2 separate regions of the Homo sapiens genome follow, and region 1 is linked to region 2. Evidence: read pairs that join two places in POLR2A ChIA-PET (ENCODE). Cell type or tissue: OCI-LY7. All regions are shown on one strand. Each heading gives the region's core, and the rest is flanking DNA. Links, peaks and the distances in the headings are about the cores only.

Region 1 (9,172 bases), core at 2,834-7,833, 320 kb before region 2:
TATTTGATCACTCCTTCCCTACATTCCTCTCATTGTACAAATTGGTACCAGATGGAAAGTGCTGACTGTGAGATGTCCAGGTTCTTGACGCATTGAACAAAGAATTGAACAAAACACACAAAGCAATGACAGCGCAGATTTATTTAAATGAAAGTACACTCCACGGAGCGGGAGCCGGCCCTAGCGGGCAGCTCAAGAGCCCTGATTGCAATGTTCTTTAGGGTTTTTATAAGGCTACAAGAATTTTGTAACACCCCTAGGTGCCCTTTAGAGAACTCCAATTGGTTACCCCCTATGAAGGATTCGCCTGCAACCAATCAGAGGCTGAAGTGAAGACTTGGCCATGGCCAATCAGAGGCTGAGGTGGAGACTTGGCCCTGTCAAATCAGAGTCTGAAGTGGAGACTTCTATCTTGTTATCACAGCAGTGAGGATGTGGCCTGTTTCTGCCTAATCTTGCCTAGAAGTGGCTGCACCTGCTGTTCCTTTGCTTATGCCTTAACTGGTTATCCTAATTCCCTATTCTCCTGCCTCAAAATGACAAGTTAATCACAAGCAGCAGACTCATGGTTAACCTTACATATCCCAAAATAGTAATGGAATGTCTCCATAGTGAAAGCCTGATGTGTCTTACCACCTGTATTGGGCACTGTTCGAATTTTTATATTTCAAGACAAGTCATCTTCTTCTGGATAAAAAATAAAATTACACAGTTTGCCAAGTATGGCATTAGGTGTTTTGTTGTTGTTGTTGTTTGTTTGTTTTGAGATGGAGTTTTGCTCTTGTTGCCCAGGCTGGGGTGCAATGGCGTGATCTCAGCTCACTGCAACCTCCAACTCCCAGGTTCAAGTGATTCTCCTGCCTCAGCCTCCCAAGTAGCTGGGGTTACAGGCGCATGCCACCACACCCAGCTAATTTTGTATTTTTAGTACAGACAGGGTTTCACCATGTAGGCCAGGCTGGTCTCGAACTCCTGACCTCAGGTGATCCACCCACCTCGGCCTCCGAAAATGTTGGGATTACAGGCGTGAGCCACCGTGCCCGGCCAGCGTTAGTTTTTAACCAGAGTATTCAAAAGCATCCATTTATATGACATTCTGGATAGAGCAAGAGTATAGGAATTTAGAACCAGATGAGGCATTAAGGGTCACAGGACAGTTTGTCTCCAAAAGGGCAGAAGGAGGCTTTTAGGGGTGACAGAGTGTTTTGTATCTTGATTATGGTGGTACAAGTATGCATTTGTGAAAACCCAGCTCCATTTAAATTGTAAAGTTTACTAATTTTAAATAACGGAAAACAAAATAAGCAAAGTCTCATTGATGAACTAAGAAAAAATTAAAACTCATCCAATCTTTGATGTTTAGTTTGCAACAATAGTAGTTTCCACTTCTCAAAGACTCGTGACCCATCAAGACTTTTTTGGAACCCATTATAAAGTTAGGAAGCACTTGCCAGGGTCATAGCTGCCCTCACCGCAGCCACTTAACCTGAGGGAAGCCACAGGGCACCAGCAATGCCCCTCTAAGTTCACACCAAGTTCCTGGGGTCAGAACTCTGAGAATGCTGTGGTTTGGAACCTAAAAGGAATTCTACAGAGTTCCAAAGGGGATCCTTGGGTGGAGGGAAGGAGTGTCTTATCCTTGGGCATTTGAATCACGTCTTCCAAGGTTCTATCCTGAGGCCATTTGCAGCTCAGTTCTAGCTCCCTGACATATCAGGGTCAAACCCAGTTTTGTTTTTGTTTTGAGACGGAGTTTTGCTCTTGTTGCCCAGGCTGGAGTGAAATGGCGCGATCTCAGCTCACTGCAACCTCCGCCTCCCGGATTCAAGCGATTCTCCTGCCTCAGCCTCCCGGGTAGCTGGGATTACAGGCATGCACGACCCTGCCCGGCTAATTCTGTATTTTTAGTAGAGACTGGGTTTCTCCATGTTGGTCAGGCTGGTCTCGAACTCCTGACCTCAGGTGATTCGCCCGCCTGGGCCTGCAAGTTGAACCTGCATATCTTTGGAGATCTGGAACACACGCTAAGTTCAGAACCAGAACCGGAAGTGCTGAGGAGCTTTCCTTCTAGTCCCGCCCCTCACGCTGTCGCTTACGCTTCCAGTTAGCAACTTGGTCGTGGAAAACACCTGCCTGTGGCCAAGAGACGTGAAGTTAGAGCTTCAGAAGCGTCCAGGCCGGGCACAGTGGCTCACGCCTGTAATCCCACCACTTTGGGAGGACAAGGCGGGCGGATCACTTGAGGTCAGGACTTAGAGGCCAGCCTGGCCAACATGGCGAATTCCTGTCTCTGCTAAAAGTACAAAAATTAGCCGGGCGTGGTGACGCATGCCTGTAGTCCCATGTACTCGGGAGGCTAATGCAGGAGAATCGCTTGAACCCGGGAGGCGGAGCTTGCAGTGAGCCGAGATCGCGCCACTGCACTCCAGCCTGGGCGACAGAGCAAGACTCCATCTCAAAAAAAAAAAAAAAATATATATATATATATATATATATGAATAAAGTAATCTCACATTTGAATGAAGAATCATGAATCCTAATGGGACAATAGGGTGCCCAACTGTTCATATATTTATAAAGGAGTGGGACTTATTCCAGGAACTTAAATGTTTCCATATTGGAAAATCCAAATACGTTCATATAATTCACCAAGGAGATGAGAAATATCCTCAGGGAGGTAAGGGTGTATTTGTACATAAGTAAATTTCTATTTCTGTTTAGAAATACTTGTTTAGATCGCTTCTCGGCCTTTTGGGTAAGATCAAGCGTAAAAATACTTGTTTAGGAAAATAATTCCTTAAAGTGATTAAAAATACAACTATCTCAAAATTAGAGCCAAATTCAAAGACTTCATACATTAGTAGGGTCACCTGGTGTGGATGGAAGGACATGTCACATAATGCCAGTGTTCTGACTTTCTATGGCTGCATAATGCCGCCCCCAAAATTATTTATTTATTTTTTATTTTTTGAGACGGAGGTTTGCTCTTATTGTCCAGGCTGGAGTGCAATGGTGCGATCTCGGCTCACCGCAACCTCTGCCTCCCGGGTTCAAGCGATTCTCCCGCCTCAGCCTCCCGAGTAGCTGGGATTAGAGATATGTGCCACCACGCCTGGCTAATTTTGTATTTTTAGGAGAGACGCGGTTTCTCCAGGTTGGTCAGGCTGGTCTCAAACTCCTGACCTCAGGTGATCCGCCCTTCTCGGTCTCCCAAAGTGCTGGGATTACAGGTGTGAGCCACCGCGCCTGCCCCCGCCCCCCTAAAATTTAGATCACAACAACCACATTTATTTTGCTGAGGAACCTGATATTTATCCAGGACTGGGCAGAGGCAGCTCATCTTTGCCATTCTCCAGTTCCACACGGGCACAAATTGGGGTGGTTTTTTCGCATTCGTTTTTATAGGGCCTTTCACGATGTCTTTTTATCTCGGGAACCATGGGGAACTTTACGGCAAGTAACAATGTTCACACATAAAACAGGACGGTGTCATTTTTCTCTTTTTGTGCACACAAGTGTCAATTTTTACTGCACCATCAGTAAGTCTAGATTTAATCCAATATGAAAGAAAGTCAAACCCATCACAAAAGAGCAAGGTTATTCTGGCTTGAGCTCTAAAATGCACAAGTCATTGTCCTCTGCAGTCTTGTAAATAGCCTGACATCAGTTGTTTTAAGGTTTTAAGTAGTCTGCGTTTTCATTAGTTATCACTAGATGGTAGCAGAGAGCATCGGTCAGAATTAATAAAAGAGGGTTAAACCAGCTCAAGCAAGCGAAGCCAATGGCTGTAGTATTTAGGAAGCTGCTCAGACCAAGGCTATGGCTGAAGCAGCCCACCCATTCTACACACACGTGGGGCCCAGGAACCTTTGTAAAGTCCTCTACTGTTGGACCTTGTGTCTTGCCAAGTGGCTGTCAGTGTAGGCTGGCATTTAGTGCTGCGTGGCCTTATTGATGGTTACAACCATTTTTTCTGCTTTGGTACCACCCGCCATCTACCGGAACTCTTCAGTACATCTCCACGTGGATCTGAGCTGAGCTTCTCCCGCTTTCTCTGAGAGCATTTCCAGCCAATATGTGTCTGCTTGGTCATGTCCTTGCCTCTGCCCCTTAGCCAGGAACTTTACACAAACATAAAATGTATCTATACCTCTACATCATGCCATAAATGAAAATTGTTTCCAGATTTATCACCGAAGATAAATGTGAAAACATAAGAGATCATGAATTGGAATAAGCAAACATTTCTGAAAACACAAAAACACCATAAAATAGAATGAACAGATATTAGAAGCTACAAAACAAAAGGCACCATAGCAGAGTGAAAAGAGAGTTTATAGAATGGAAGAAGAAACGTGCGATACACAGATCTGGCAAAGGGCTTGCATACAGAGTCTAAACGCTCCTATAAATTACTAAGAAGGCAGGCAGCACAATAGAGAAGTAAAATTACAGATTTGATTAATCATTCACAAAGGAAGCTTGTCCAAGTGGCTAATATTTAAATGATAATTCAGTTTTTTCTTAAGGGAAATGCAAATTAGAGCGAAAATGACATACTACTACTCCCTACCATACTGACTGAAAGCCCAAAACATCCAGGAAAATGCTATTGCTGAATATGTGCAACAGAAATGCTAAGTTGTGGCTGGCACAGTGGCTCACGCCTGTAGTCCCAGCATTTTGGGAGGCTGAGGCGGGAGGATCGCTTGCGCCCAGGAGTTCAAGACCAGCCTGGGCAACACAGTGAGACCACCCCCCCCATCTCTAAAAAGAAAAAATAAATAAAAATTAAAAAAATGCTAAGTTGCTACAACGTCTTTGGAAAACTGTGCCTTTTGCATGGCTCGGTATGTTTAGATACACAAATCCTTATTGTGGTGGAGCCCCTTCCTTCCGAGCTTTCCGGAAAACCAACGACACAACTCCCCAAACAGGAAGCACAACCCGCTTGCACCTGTGCACCATGCTCGGTTGGAGCTCCCAGCTGCCTCCAGGGCACAGCGGCTTTGGAGGAGGGGCCGCGTTGCATGCTGGGAGCAATCTGAGGGGCGGGACCCTAGCGTTTAAGGGCTGTCCTTTTTTGAACCACATTTCCAAAGCGCTCGGGTTCCCCGAGTGGTGCCCCAAGCAGTGGACGAGCAAGGTGCCCGAGAAGGAGGGGACCACAGACACCGCCTGGTGTCCACGGACTACCAGGAAGCCAGGGGGCGGTGGCCTCCGTGGGGAATGCGCATGTGCGGTCCCGAGCCTCAGGCTAGCGTTCGGGACTAGAGTGGGGCGTCGCCGCCGCATGTTGCACCTGTCGGCAGCGCGGCCTCTCCCGGATGTGACGTAGCGTGACGCCTGCAGGATTGATGCTGAAATGACGAGGTGGCAGCGCCGGTTCCTGTAGCTGAGGGGTGTGAGTTCGAGGTCTGATTGTCCTCGTTTTCTACTTCCGGTCACCTCACTGCCACATGGCAGGCCTCCAGGGGAATACGCTTAAGATGAGACACCTGCGCATCTCTCTTTTTTTTTTTTTTTTTTTTTGAGACGGAGTCTCGCTCTGTCACCCAGGCTGGAGTGCGGTGGCGCAATCTCGGCTCACTGCAAGCTCCGCCTCCTGGGTTCACGCCATTCTCCTGCCTCAGCCTCCCGAGTAGCTGGGACCACAGGCGCCCGCCACCACGCCCCGCTAATTTTTTGTATTTTTAGTAGAGACGGGGTTTCATCGTGTTAACCAGGATGGTCTCCATCTCCTGACCTTGTGATCTGCCTGCCTCGGCCTCCCAAAGTGCTGGGGTTACAGGCATGAGCCACCGCGCCTGGCCTCTTTTTTTTTTTTTCTTTTGAGACAGAGTTTCGCTCTGTCACCCAGGCTGGAGTGCCGTGGCCTCATCTTGGCTCCCTGCAACTTCCACCTCTCAGGTTCAAGCCATTCTCCTGCCTCAGCCTCCCGAGCAGCTGGGACTACAGACGCGCACCACCACGCCCAGCTAATTTTTGTATTTTTAGTAGAGACGGGGTTTCACCATGTTGGCCAGGCTGGTCTCGAACTCCTGACCTCAGGTGATCCACCCACCGCGGCCTGCCAAAGTGCTGGGATTACAGGCGCGAGCCAGCACACCCGGTCACACCTTTGCATCTCTAGGCAAGATTCGTAGTCAGAAGACACAAAACCAGACTTGGAATTCCTGATTTAGGGTTGAAATGGCCTCAAGCCTGGGAATACGTGCAGATACCTAAGGACTGGAATTCCGCCCAGGATGACCCTCAAAGGGAAGTTCACGTTTCAGACCTACGGTGTGTGCAGAGCTCAGGCCCCAGGAACTTGGGGACAGAGGTGCCTTCTCGCTTCTCTCTGAATCTGTGTCTGAGGTGAGAGAGGCATGGCCCTGGTGGCCTTTCTTAATTTCAGGTTGGGTTCCAAGAAAGCAATGACGGCTCGCGATTTCTTCTTTCTCACGCCATTCTCTGTTCGGTTGCCAAGGAAGTGGAAAAAAATTGGTTTTGCTTATCTAAAAAGGTTCAGGTGAGTTTATTTTTATTATTTATTTATATGTATTTATTTTTTGAGATGGAGCCTCGCTCTGTCGCCCAGGCTGGAGTGCAATGGTGCAACCTCTCTGCAACCTCCGCCTCGCGGGTTCAAGCGATTCTCCTGCTTCAGCCTCCTGAGTAGCTGGGATTACAGGCATTCGCAACCACGCCCAGTTAATTTTTGCATTTTTAGTAGAGACGGGTTTCACCGTGTTGACCAGGCTGGTCTTGAACTCCTGACCTCATGTGATCCACCTGTCTCCGCCTCCCAAAGTGCTGGGATGACAGGCGTGAGCCACCATACCTGGCCGACTTGCTGTTTAATTCAGCAAAAAGGTGTTGTATTTCTGCTTTGCTGTGACATGTATCGGAAAATTGAGCATATGGAAATAATGAGTGTGAAGAGCAGCATGTGCTCCTGTTTGGGCATTATGCCTCATTAGAAAAAAATCTGGCCTTTCCGGAGGTTGCAGTGAGCCGAGATTGTGCCACTGCACTCCAGCCTGGGTGACAGGGTGAGACTCAGTCTCAAAAACAAAACAAAACAAAAACTACCATCTCCTATAAAAGGGCATTAAAATTTTCCAAAATTTGGGATTTTGAACACCGTCCCAATTTAGTATCAAAGTATTTTTGAGAATGCCAAATATCCTTTGATACTAAATTGGGACGCTGTTCAAAATGACACAGTGTCTGCAGCTCACCTTCATTATTCCTAGACTCTCCCTTACCATCCACAGCTCTTCTTGCATCTACCGGATCACCAAGAACTTGCACAGCTATCATTCTGCTTGTAGGAAAGGGCACATGCTGGATTAAAACCGTGCAGATGACCACATCCTTTTACAAACCAGGGGCAACTCTGTGGCTTCCTAGGCTACAGATTCTCTCAGACTACACTAGCAGCAAATTGAGAAGGCCACCTCTTTAATACAATTTACAATTCATTCAAAAGGACTCTATAAACAGCCACACTTGATGGCCCGAATAACTGGTGAGACTCTGGTGACCTTTTCACTTCATAGGTACATATCATATTACCTAAAGCTTTTGAGCATTGCAAAAATAAAGATGGACCGGCCAGGCATGGTGGCTCACGCCTGTAATCCCAGCACTTTGGGAGGCCGTGGCAGGCAGATCACGAGGTCAGGAGATCGAGACCATCCTAGCTAACACGGTGAAACCCCATCTCTATTAAAAATACAAAAAATTAGCCGGGTGTGGTGGCGGGCACCTGTAATCCCAGCTACTCAAGAGGCTGAGCCAGGAGAATCACTTGAACCTGGGAGGCGGAGGTTGCAGTGAGCCACGATTGCGCCATTGTACTCCAGTCTGGGCAACAGAGCAAGACTTCATCTCAAAAAATCAATCAATAAATAAAGATGGACCATGAGAGTTTTATTTTGTAGGAAATTATTACTCTGTTAACTCCATGAATGCAGGACTGGGTATCACTCCACACTATTTACAAACACCCTGAGCAGTCCCTGTGATAGTGTTTACTTAACACATACTGAGTGATGGAAATATAAATTAATAAATACATCCTCATTCTCCAATGCCCCACCATCCATAGAAAAAATGCAAAATACGTCCCTCTGTTTTCCCGATTATCTCCCTTGTGGATTATTTTCTTCCAAGACCCATTTTTTTTTTTTTTTCGGACGAAATCTTGGTCTGTCGCCAGGCTGGAGTGCAGTGGCAGGATCTCGGCTGACGGCAACCTCCACTTCCCGGGTTCAAGTGATTCTCCTGCCTCAGCCTCCCCAGTAGCTGGGATTACAGGTGCCTGCCACCAGGCCCGGCTAATTTTTGTATTTTTAGTAGAGACGGGGTTTCACCATGTTGGCCAGGCTGATCTCGATCTCTTGACCTCATGAACCGCCCACCTCAGTCCCCCAAAGTGCTGGGATTACAGGCGTGAGCCACCGCGCCTGGTCCCCAAGACCCGTATTTTTTATATCAAGTCTCTACTTGTTACATTAAAATCTTTACTTTTTAAAAAAAATCTCTTTTCCCAGAAAAATACACGCCCTCGAACTGCGAGGACTTATTCTATATTGAGAGCCTGCTGTGTCTTGATTACTTTTCAGCCTAATTTTTTGTTTTGAGCTTACAATGCCTGGTATATAAGAGAGGCTCAAAAAGTAGGATCAGGTTAAAATCATGGTCTTTGGGCTAGAAGGAATTTTTCTTTTCTTTTCTTTTCTTTTTCTTTTTCTTTTTTCTTTTCTTTTTTTTTTTTTTTTGAGACAGAGTCTTTCTCTGTTGCCCAGGCTGGAGTGCAGTAGCACAAACTCGGCTCACTCCCGGGCTCAAGTGACTTTCCTGCCTCAGCCTCCCAAGTAGCTGGAACTACAGGCACATGCCACTGCACATGGCTAATTTTTGTATTTTTTATAGAGATGGGGTTTCTCCATGTTACCCAGGCTGGACTTGAGCTGCTGAGCTCAAGTGATCCGCCCACCTCAGCCTCCCAAAGTGCTGGGATTACAGGCGTGAGCTACTATACCCAGCCTACGAAGACTTGTTCTGAATCCTGATCCTACCTTATAACTTGCTAGCTTTGTAATCTGTAAGTCTGTTACCCACAAAAGGAGACAATAAATGTATCTACATTATAGTTTTGGAAGATTAAGTGAATTTATAT
Region 2 (9,172 bases), core at 1,852-6,851:
ACAGGTCGTCATGATGGATGCACTGACTGACCGTCTGGGGCTCAGGCTGGTGTGGGATGCAGCCGGCCGATGAGAAAATAAAGCCATATTGAATGATCGCCACCAGTGTTTGGTCTGGGGGCTGTGAGAATTGGATTGTGACAACTGTTGGGGGTTCATGTTCCTCCAGGGGGTGACAGTAGGGGCAGGGCTGTGTGGAGAGTACGTCACTGACTTGCCCTCTGCTGGAGTGAGGCTCCAGCCTATCGTGGGCCAGGCCTGTGCCCAAGGCTGCTGGGCCGTGCAGGAGAGGAGGGCCTGTGTACAGGGTCTTGTAGGTGATGGATGGACCTGTTTCCTGGGCCACCATCACAAAGCACCACCAACTATGGGGCTCAGAACACCAGAAATCCACCCTTAGTGTCTCCGAAGCCCCAAGTCCAAAGTCAGGGTGTTGGCAGGGCCCCCAGGGCGGGTCCTTCCTGCCTCTCCTCCCAGCTTCTAGGGCTCCCAGCATCCTCGGCTTGTGGCCGCGTCATTCCAGCCCCCACCTTGTCCCTGTCTTCCAAGGACCTCCGTCACATTGGATCAGGGCCCATCTTGCTCCAGGAAGATGTTCCCCCTAACTAATGACCTCTGCCAAGATCCCATTTCCAGTTGAGGCTAAAGGCTGAGGTTGTTTTGGACATGAATCTGGGAGGACTCTGCAACCCTGGATGGCGGGCAGTGGGCTGTGTGAAGTCGGCTTCCAACCCCAGCCCCAGGTTCAGAGAGGTCCCAGCAGGGCACCATACTCGGCTAGCTTTGGTTTACTGAGAACCTACACAGCAGGTGCAGAACTAGGGTTGGTCCCTCCTGGTCAGAAGCCCCGGGGACCCTCCCAGGTTCTGCCCGGTGCCCAGGCCCCCTTCCTGGCCTGCCCAGCTGTCGGGCTCAGTAAATGCTGGTGGAGCTGCCATGTGTCCCTGGCCTGAGATCCGTGCTCTCGGGGAAGGAGGAGAGGCAGAGATGTGCCGGTGAGAAGAAGCAGGGAGAGGTGGGGGCGTGGGGAGGCCAGGGCAGCTGAGGAAGCTGCCCTGAGGGAGGCAGTGTCCTGCAGACTGGCTGGAAGGGAGGGTGTCTGAGCTGCGACCTGAATGATGAGGCAGCCGGGGTGAAACCTGGAGGAGAAGATTGCAAGCAGAGGCACAGCCCACCTGTGCAAAGGCCCTGGTGCAGGACGGCACCGGGCGTGTTGGAGGAACAGCAGGAAGGCCTGTGTGGCTCGAGCAGAGGGAGTGAGGGTGGGGAAGGGACAGGGCAGGTTGTGCAGGGCCTGGTGGGCCACGGGGAGGACTTGGGCTTTGACCCCAGGGCAGCTGGGAGCCATGGAGGGCTGTGGGTAGAAGAGCGACAGGCCCTGACTCAGGTGCTCCCAGGCGCCCTCTGACGGCTACCGCAGGGAGGACAGACGGGAGTGGCGAGGGTTTAGCCTAGGACCGGGTAGAGGTGACTGGGCTGGCACAAGTGGAGGCAGAGAAGGATGGGCTCATCCTGTTCCCCCTCCACCGCTGTGTTCCTGGAGTGCAGAGGAGGGGCTACAGAGATGCTTCCAGAACCAGTGTGTGGCCTGGACCAAGACCTGGACTGCTGGGGGCTTCCTGAGCAAGACCCACATCCCTGCAGTCAAAGCTGCCTCTTCTCAGACCAGGGAACTTCAGAAACAGGCAGGGAACCCACCCCCCCACCAGGGTCCCCTAGGAATCGGCAACAGAGCCTCAAACCCAGCACGGGGTCTCTGCCTCCCCAAAACATGTGGCAGGAGAAGCTTGTTCAGGAGGGAGAGGAGGGAGGGGATGGACCCAGAGCGAAAGGCAGGCAGGGCAGGGTTGCAGGAAAAGAAAGAGGCTCACCTGACTCCGGAGCATGGGGCCGCTGGCCACTGGGGATGGAATGGCGGGGGCAGTGCTTACCTGACCCCGGAGCATGGGGCCGCTGGCCACTGGGGATGGAATGGTGGGGGCAGTGCTTGGGCTTCCCTGGGCGGCGAGCAGAGGCCAGGTTCGGCCCCCACGTGCTGTGTGGCCCTGGGGCATGGGGGCTGTGCCTCCCTGGACCAAATTTTACCAGTTCAGGGGGCTCTAGGGTCCAGGGGTTTGACCTTCTTGGGGTCCTGCGTGATTCTCCAGGAGCTTAGCAGGGCCAAGAGTGGACAGTGGCTGCCCACCTCTGTGCAGGCAGAAGGTGGCTTTGGCCCCATCGTGGACCCAGGCAAACCCCATTTTAGAGGAAAAGCCAGCCCATCATCTTCCCTGCTAACATACACAGGTAATTTTTCCTTTTTTTTTTTTTTTTTAGAGACAGGGTCTCACACCCGGCATGGTGGCTTCACGTCTGTAATCCCAGCACTCTGGGAGTCAGAGGCAGGAGGATCACTTGAGGTCAGAGTTTGAGACCAGCCTGGCCAACATGATGAAAACCCGTCTCTGCTAAAAATATAAAAATTAGCCGGGGGTGGTGGTACACATCTGTAGTCCCAGCTACTCGGGAGGCCGAGGCAGAAGAATCCATTGAACCTGGGAAGCGGAGGTTGCAGTGAGCCAAGATCATGCCACTGCACTGCAGCCTGGGCGACAGAGCGAGACTTTGACTCAAAAAACATAAAATAGGGTCTTGCTCTGTCACCCAGGCTGGAGTGCAGTGGTGCAATCATAGCTCACTGCAGCCTTGACCTGGGCTCAAGTGATCCTCCTGCCACAGCCTCCCAAGTAGCTGGGACTGCAGGCAAATGCCACCATGCCCGGCTACATTTTGTAAATATTTTTGTAGAGATTGGATCTTGCCATGTTGCCCAGGCTGGTCTTGAACTCCTGGCCTCAAGCAATCCTCTCACTTCAGCCTCTGAACGCACTAGGAATACAGGCATGAACCACTGTGCCCGGCCGGATTAGTTTCATTCAACTATCGATTCAGCGAACACTTGAACTCTGCTCTGCCAGGTCCTGTGCCAGGCTCAGGGATACAGGCGTGTGCAAGAGACGCTGGCCTGGACGCCATGGGGCTCGCAGTCCACTGTGGGAGTTGGATAATAAGTGGTCAAGTAGGTGGGCTGCCTTCAGATGGTGATCAATGGCTGGGTGCTGTTTTACAATTGAGTCCACACTGGAGGCTCCCTGAGGAGGGACTTTGAGGTTTTGTTTTGTTTGCTTGTTTGTTTTTTTGAGACAGTCTTGCTCTGTCACCCAGGCTGGAGTGTAGAGGCCCTATCTTGACTCACGGCAACCTTCGTCTCCTGGGTCCAAGCGATTCTCCTGCTGCAGCCTCCCTGAGTAGCTGGGACTAGAGAGGTATGCCACCAAATTTTGTATTTTTAGTAGAAATCAGGTTTTGGCATATTGGCCAGGCTGACCTTGAACTCCTAACCTCAGGAGATCTGCCCGCCTCGGCCTCCCGAAGTGCCGGGACTACAGGTGTGACACCACGCCCGGCCTGTTTGAGTTTGACTCTGTCACCCGGGCTGGAGTGCAGTGATGTGTTCTCGGCTCACTGCAACTTCCTTCTCCTGGGTTCAAGCAATTCTCATGCCTCAGCCTCCTGAGTAACTGGGACTACAGGCACCTGGCTAAATTTTTTTATTTTTAGTAGAGACAGGGTTTCACCATGTTGGCCAGGCTTGCCTCAAACTCCTGACCTCCGGTGATTCCCCGTCGCAGCCTCCCAAAGTGTTGGGTTTATGGGCGTGAGCCACTGCGCCCGGCCTGGAGGGGGCTTTTGAGTGAAATTGGAATGACAAGGATTATTACATCATGTGGAAATGTGGGGACAGTGGTTAAGGCAGTGAGCACAGCCGGTGCAAAGGCCCTGGGGCAGGATCGCGCCTGGTGTGTTGGAGGAACAGTGAGGAGGCCCATGTGGCTGGAGCAGAGTGAGCTGGGGGAGAGAGTGAGGCAGGAGAGAGAGGGAGGAGGGGGAGAAAGGAAGGGGAGAGGGAGGAGGGAGAGGGAGGAAGCAGGGAGGTTTCAGGCCATGCAGGGCCTCCTGGGGGAAGGGGAGGGTAAGGAGAGCAGAAATGGTGTCTGACCTTCACTGAATCTGGAAAGGTCACCGGCAGCCAGAGGACAGTTATGAAAATGAAACGAGGCCGGGCGCTGGGGCTCACACCTGTAATCCCAGCACTTTGGGAAGCCAAGGCAGGCGGATCACAAGGTCAAGAGATGGAGACCAACCTGGCCAACATGGTGAAGCCCCGTCTCTACTAAAAATACAAAAATTAGCCGGGCGTGGTAGCACGCACCTGTAGTCCCAGCTACTCGGGAGGCTGAGGCAGGAGAATCCTGTGAACCCAGGAGGCGGAGGTTGCAGTGAGCTTAGATCGTGCCGTTGCACCCCAGCCTGGGCGACAGAGCATGACTCTGTCTCAAAAAAAAAAAAAGAAAGGAAATGACATCGAGCTGCCCGTGTTGGGCACATGTGAGGCCTCTTTCCGGGGCTCCCTCGGTGCCCTCAGGCCTCACCTTAGCCCCGGTCAACCCTGGGCAGCAGTGAACGAGGAAGACAAAGACGTCCCCCCAGCAAGGGTATTGTACTACCTCCCAGAGGCCAGGTCCAGGGGCCATGATCTCTTCCTGGAGGCCTTTTAAGTTGATAAAACATCAGCTAATGTCCCTTGAAACCAGCACAGTTTCTCTCCAGAGGTGCTGTCCACTCTATGCATCTTTCTCATTTTTTATATTTTTTGTAGAGATGGAGTCTTGCTATTTGCACAGGCTGGCCTCTGTCTCCTGGCCTCAAGTGATGCTCCCGCCTCAGCCTCTCAAAGCTGTGGGAATACAGGTGTGAGCCACCGCGCCTGGGCCCCTGGGTAGATGCTTTTTTTTTTTTTTTTTGCTTTTTTTTTTGAGACGGAGTTTCGCTTTTGCTGCCCAGGCTGGAGTGCAGTGGCACGATCTCAGCTCACTGCAACCTCCACCTCCCAGGTTCAAGTGATTTTCCTGCCTCAGCCTCCCGAGTAGCTGGGATTACAGGCACCCGCCACCATGCCTGGCTAATTTTTTTATTTTTATTTATTTGTTTATTTATTGAGATGGAGTCTTGCTGTGTCACCCAGGCTGGCATGCAGTGGCACAATCTCGGCTCACTGCAACCTCTGCCTCCTGGGTTCAAGTGTTTCTCCGGCCTCAGCCTCCTGAGTAGCTGGGATTACAGGTGCGTGCCACCACACCCAGCTAATTTTTGTATTTGTAGTAGAGACAGGGTTTCACCGTGTTGGTCAGGCTGGTCTTGAACTCCTGACCCCGTGATCCACCTGCCTCAGCCTCCCAACGTGCTGGGATTACAGGCGTGAGCCACTGAACCTGGCCAATTTTTGTTATTTTTAGTAGAGATGGGGTTTCGCCATGTTGGCCAGGCTGGTCTCAAACTCCTGACCTCAGGTGATCCACCTGCTTCGGCCTCCCAAAGTGCCGGGATTACCTGTGTGAGCCACCGCGCCCAGACTTGGGTAATTGCTTTTCAGATGCTCATGTTACAGATGGTAACATGGAGGCCGAGCACAAGGGGTTCAGACGTGGATTGGACGAATCTGAGGGCCACGCCATTAGCCACATACTGAGTGGAGTGGGCGAAAAGGGCCCAGGTTTAGGTCACCGGGATAACCAGTGTCCAGAGATGGACGGCACTTACCTGAGGCCACAGAGCAGGTGAGGATGAGCCCCAGCGGGAGCGAGTAGCCAGGGAGCCGGCCTGCCTCCTGGGCTGGGGAGAAGACACTGGAAGAGCCTGGAGACCGCCCAGCCTCCCTGATTCCACGCTAGACATTTAATTCTTTCTTTTTCTTTTGAGACAGAGTCTCGCCCTGTCACGCAGGCTGGAATGCAGTGGCGTGATCTTGGCTCACTGCAGCCACCGCCTCCTGGGTTCAAGTGATTCTCCTGCCTCAACCTCCCGAGTAGCTGGAATTTGCAGGTGCCCGCCACCATGCTTGGCTAATTTTTTTTTTTTTTCAGCCAGTGGTGTAAATTTTCCTTTAAGAGATAGTAAGGTGTTTTCTGTCACCCAGGCCGGTGTATAGTGGCGCAATCATGGCTCACTGCAACCTAGACCTCCCAGGCTCAAGCGACCCTCCCACCTCGGCCTCCCAAGTAGCTGGGACTGCTGGTATGTGCCACCGCGCCCGGCTTATTTTTGTATTTTTGTAATTTTGTAGAGATAGGGTTTCTCTTTGTTGCGCAGGCTGGTCTGGAACTCGTGGGCTCCAGCGATTCTCCTGCCTTGGTCTCCCAAAGTAGTGGGATTACAGGCGTGAGCCACCACGCCAGCCACCTGGTCAAATGAAGCTTTTTTTTTTTTTTTCTGAGACGGAGTCTGGCTCTGTCGCCCAGGTTGGAGTGCAGTGGCACGATCTCGGCTCACTGCAAGCTCCGCCTCCCGGGTTCACGCCACTCTGCTGCCTCAGCCTCCCGAGTAGCTGGGACTACAGGTGCCCGCCACCACGCCTGGCTAATTTTTTGTACTTTTAGTAGAGATGGGGTTTCACCGTGTTAGCCAGGATGGTCTCCATCTCCTGACCTCGTGATCCGCCCGCCTCGGCCTCCCAAAGTGCTGGGATTACAGGCGTGAGCCACCGCGCCCGGCCGCAAATTAAGCATTTTTAAAAGAGCTGATTGATATCAAGGAAAACATCAAATAGTACTGGTGCCCCTCACACCCATTAGGATGGCTACCATTAAAAAAAAAAAAGCGTGTTTTCCCAGCACTTTGGGAGGCCGAGGCAGGTGAATCACTTGAGGTCAGGAGTTCAAGACCAGCCTGACCAACATGGTGAAACCCCATCTCTGCTAAAAATACAAAAATTAGCCAGGCGTGGCCGGGCGCGGTGGCTCACACCTGTAATCCCAGCGCTTTGAGAGGCTGAGGCGAGCGGATCACGAGGTCAGGAGATCGAGACCATCCTGGCTAACACAGTGAAACCCCGTCTCTACTAAAAATACAAAAAATTAGCCCAGCGTGGTGGCAGGTGCCTGTAGTCCCAGCTACTCGGGAGGCTGAGGCAGGAGAATGGCGTGAACTCGGGAAGCAGAGCTTGCAGTGAGCCAAGATCGCTGCAACTGCACTCCAGGCTGGGTGACAGAGTGAGACTCCGTCTCTCTAAAAAAAAAAAAAAAAAAAAAAAAAGCCAGGTGTGGTAGTATGCACCTATAATTCCAGTTACTCGAGAGGCTGAGGCAGGAAAATCACTTGAACCCAGGAGGTGGAGGTTGCAGTGAGCCAAGATCGTGACACTATACTCCAGCCTGGGTGACAGAGCAAGTCTCTATCTCAAAAAAAAAAAAAAGAAATTTAAAAATAGAATTGCCATAAGAGCCAGCATTCCCACTCCTGGGTATATTCCCAGCAAAACGGAAGGCATGAGCTGCATCCTGCAAAATTCCAGGTGCCTTGACTTGCCCCCTCAGAGAAATGGGGATGAGAGTTCCTGCTGGGTGTATGGCAGACACCGTGAACAGTGTCACCGTGAACAGGGACACAGAGATATTTGTACACCCATGTTCACAGCAGCACAATTCACAATAACCCCAAAGGTGGAAACAACCCAAGGGGTGGTGGACAGAAAAATGGATCAACACACTGTGGTCCATCCACACAGTGGAATATTACTCAGCCATGAAAAGGAAGGGAATCCTGACGCAGGCTACAGTGCGGAGGCATCTTGAGGACCTCAGGCTCAGTGAGAGAAGCCAGACACAGAGGGACAAATGCCGTGTGATTCCACTCCTAGGAAGTCCCTGGAGTCATCAAATTCACAGAGACAGAAAGTAGGATGGGGATGCCAGGGGCTGGGGAGGGAGATGGGGAGTGAGTGTTTCATAGACTCAAAGAGTTTCAGTTTGGGAAGATAAAGTTCTGGAGAGGGTGGAGGTGATGGTTGCACAGCCACGTGAATGTGTTTTTAACGCTGCTGAACTGTGCACTTAGAAGTAGGTCACGCTGGGCACAGTGACTCACGCCTGTAATCCCAGCACTTCGGGAGGCCAAGACGGGTGGATCACCTGAGGTCAGGAGTTCGAGACCAGCCTGGCCGACATGGCGAAACCCCGTCTCTACTAAGAACACAAAAATTAGCCAGGCATGGTGGCGGGCACCTGTAATCCCAGCTACTTGGGAGGCTGAGGCAAGAATTGCTTGAACCTGGGAGGTGGAGGTTGCGGTGAGCTGAGATCACGCCACTGCACTCCAACCTGGGTGACAGAGCGAGACTGTCTCAAAAAAAAAAAAGAAAAAAAAAAAAGAAACCGGGTGCAGTGGCTTATCCTTGTAATCCCGGCACTTTGGGAGGCTGAGGCAGGCAGACTGCTTGAGTTCAGGAGTTCAAAACCAGCCTAAGCAACATAGCAAGACCCCATCTCTACAAAAAATAAAAGAATTCGCTGGCATTGTGGCTCGAGCCTGTGTCCCAGCTACTCGGGAGGCTGAGGTGGGAGGATCACTTGAGCCCGGGAAGTTGAGATTTCAGTGAGCTATGATTGAACCACTGCACTCCAGCCTGGGCAACAAAGCGAGACCTTGTCTCAAAAGAATAAAATACAAAATGGTTAAGTGTATTATTTTGTTATGTGTATTTTATCACTGTTTAAAAAAAAAAAAAAAAATAAGCCAGGCGTGGTGGCTTACGCCTGTTATCCCATTACTTTGGGAGGCTGAAGTGGGTGATTATCTGAGGTCAGGAGTTTGAGATCAGCCTGGCCAATGTGGTGAAACCTCGTCTCTACTAAAAATACAAAAATTAGCCAGTCATGGTGACGCACGCCTGTTGTCCCAACTACTGAGGAGGCTGAAGCGGGAGAATCGCTTGAATCCAGGAGGCGGAGGTTGCAGTGAGCCGAGATCGCACTGCTGCACTCCAGCCTGAGTGACACAGCGGGACTCCGTCTCAAAAAGAAATAGATAAATAGCCCCTGGAGCCCACAGCTCTGGCAAAATCCATGAAGGTGGAAAACATGAGCTGCATCCTGTGAAGTTCTGGGTGCCTCGACTTGCCCCTCTGAGAAATGGGGATGACAGGTCCTGCTGTGTGCACGGAGGACACCGTGCCTGGTACGTGGCAGATAAATAGTCAGTGTCACCCTGAGCTGGACGGGCCTGGGGGCCTGGGAGGGGGTCCGTGTGCTGGCCGGCAAGGCAGAGACGCCTTGACGCCGCATGGCGTGGGTTTGAG

What was found. ChIA-PET counts read pairs that join two places held together with the same protein. Peaks named below come from ENCODE experiments on the same cell type or tissue, not always from the same donor. Only the 100,000 strongest peaks of a DNase experiment are listed, where the experiment ranks them.
Region 1: POLR2A ChIA-PET joins it to region 2 with 5 read pairs; 1 of 35 experiments calls an interaction of 5 or more read pairs at or near these places.

What each region holds. Positions count from the first base shown.
Region 1 is chr19:2,883,830-2,893,001 of GRCh38, forward strand. No RefSeq gene overlaps it. Among named protein-coding and RNA genes, the nearest start is that of ZNF57, 13 kb to the right of the region's middle. RefSeq lists a silencer at 3,756-3,933. In OCI-LY7, for the core only: CTCF peaks have their summits at 3,696 (motif pointing right) and 3,911; DNase peaks (open chromatin) are centred at 3,752 and 4,982; H3K4me3 peaks cover 2,001 bases; H3K27ac peaks cover 2,150 bases.
Region 2 is chr19:3,209,474-3,218,645 of GRCh38, forward strand. It overlaps NCLN (nicalin), which reads left to right. Exons shown (of 15, transcript NM_020170.4): 15 at 1-102. Among named protein-coding and RNA genes, the nearest start is that of CELF5, 11 kb to the right of the region's middle. In OCI-LY7, for the core only: no CTCF peak of the experiment used is centred there; DNase peaks (open chromatin) are centred at 4,008 and 4,388; H3K4me3 peaks cover 303 bases; H3K27ac peaks cover 1,848 bases.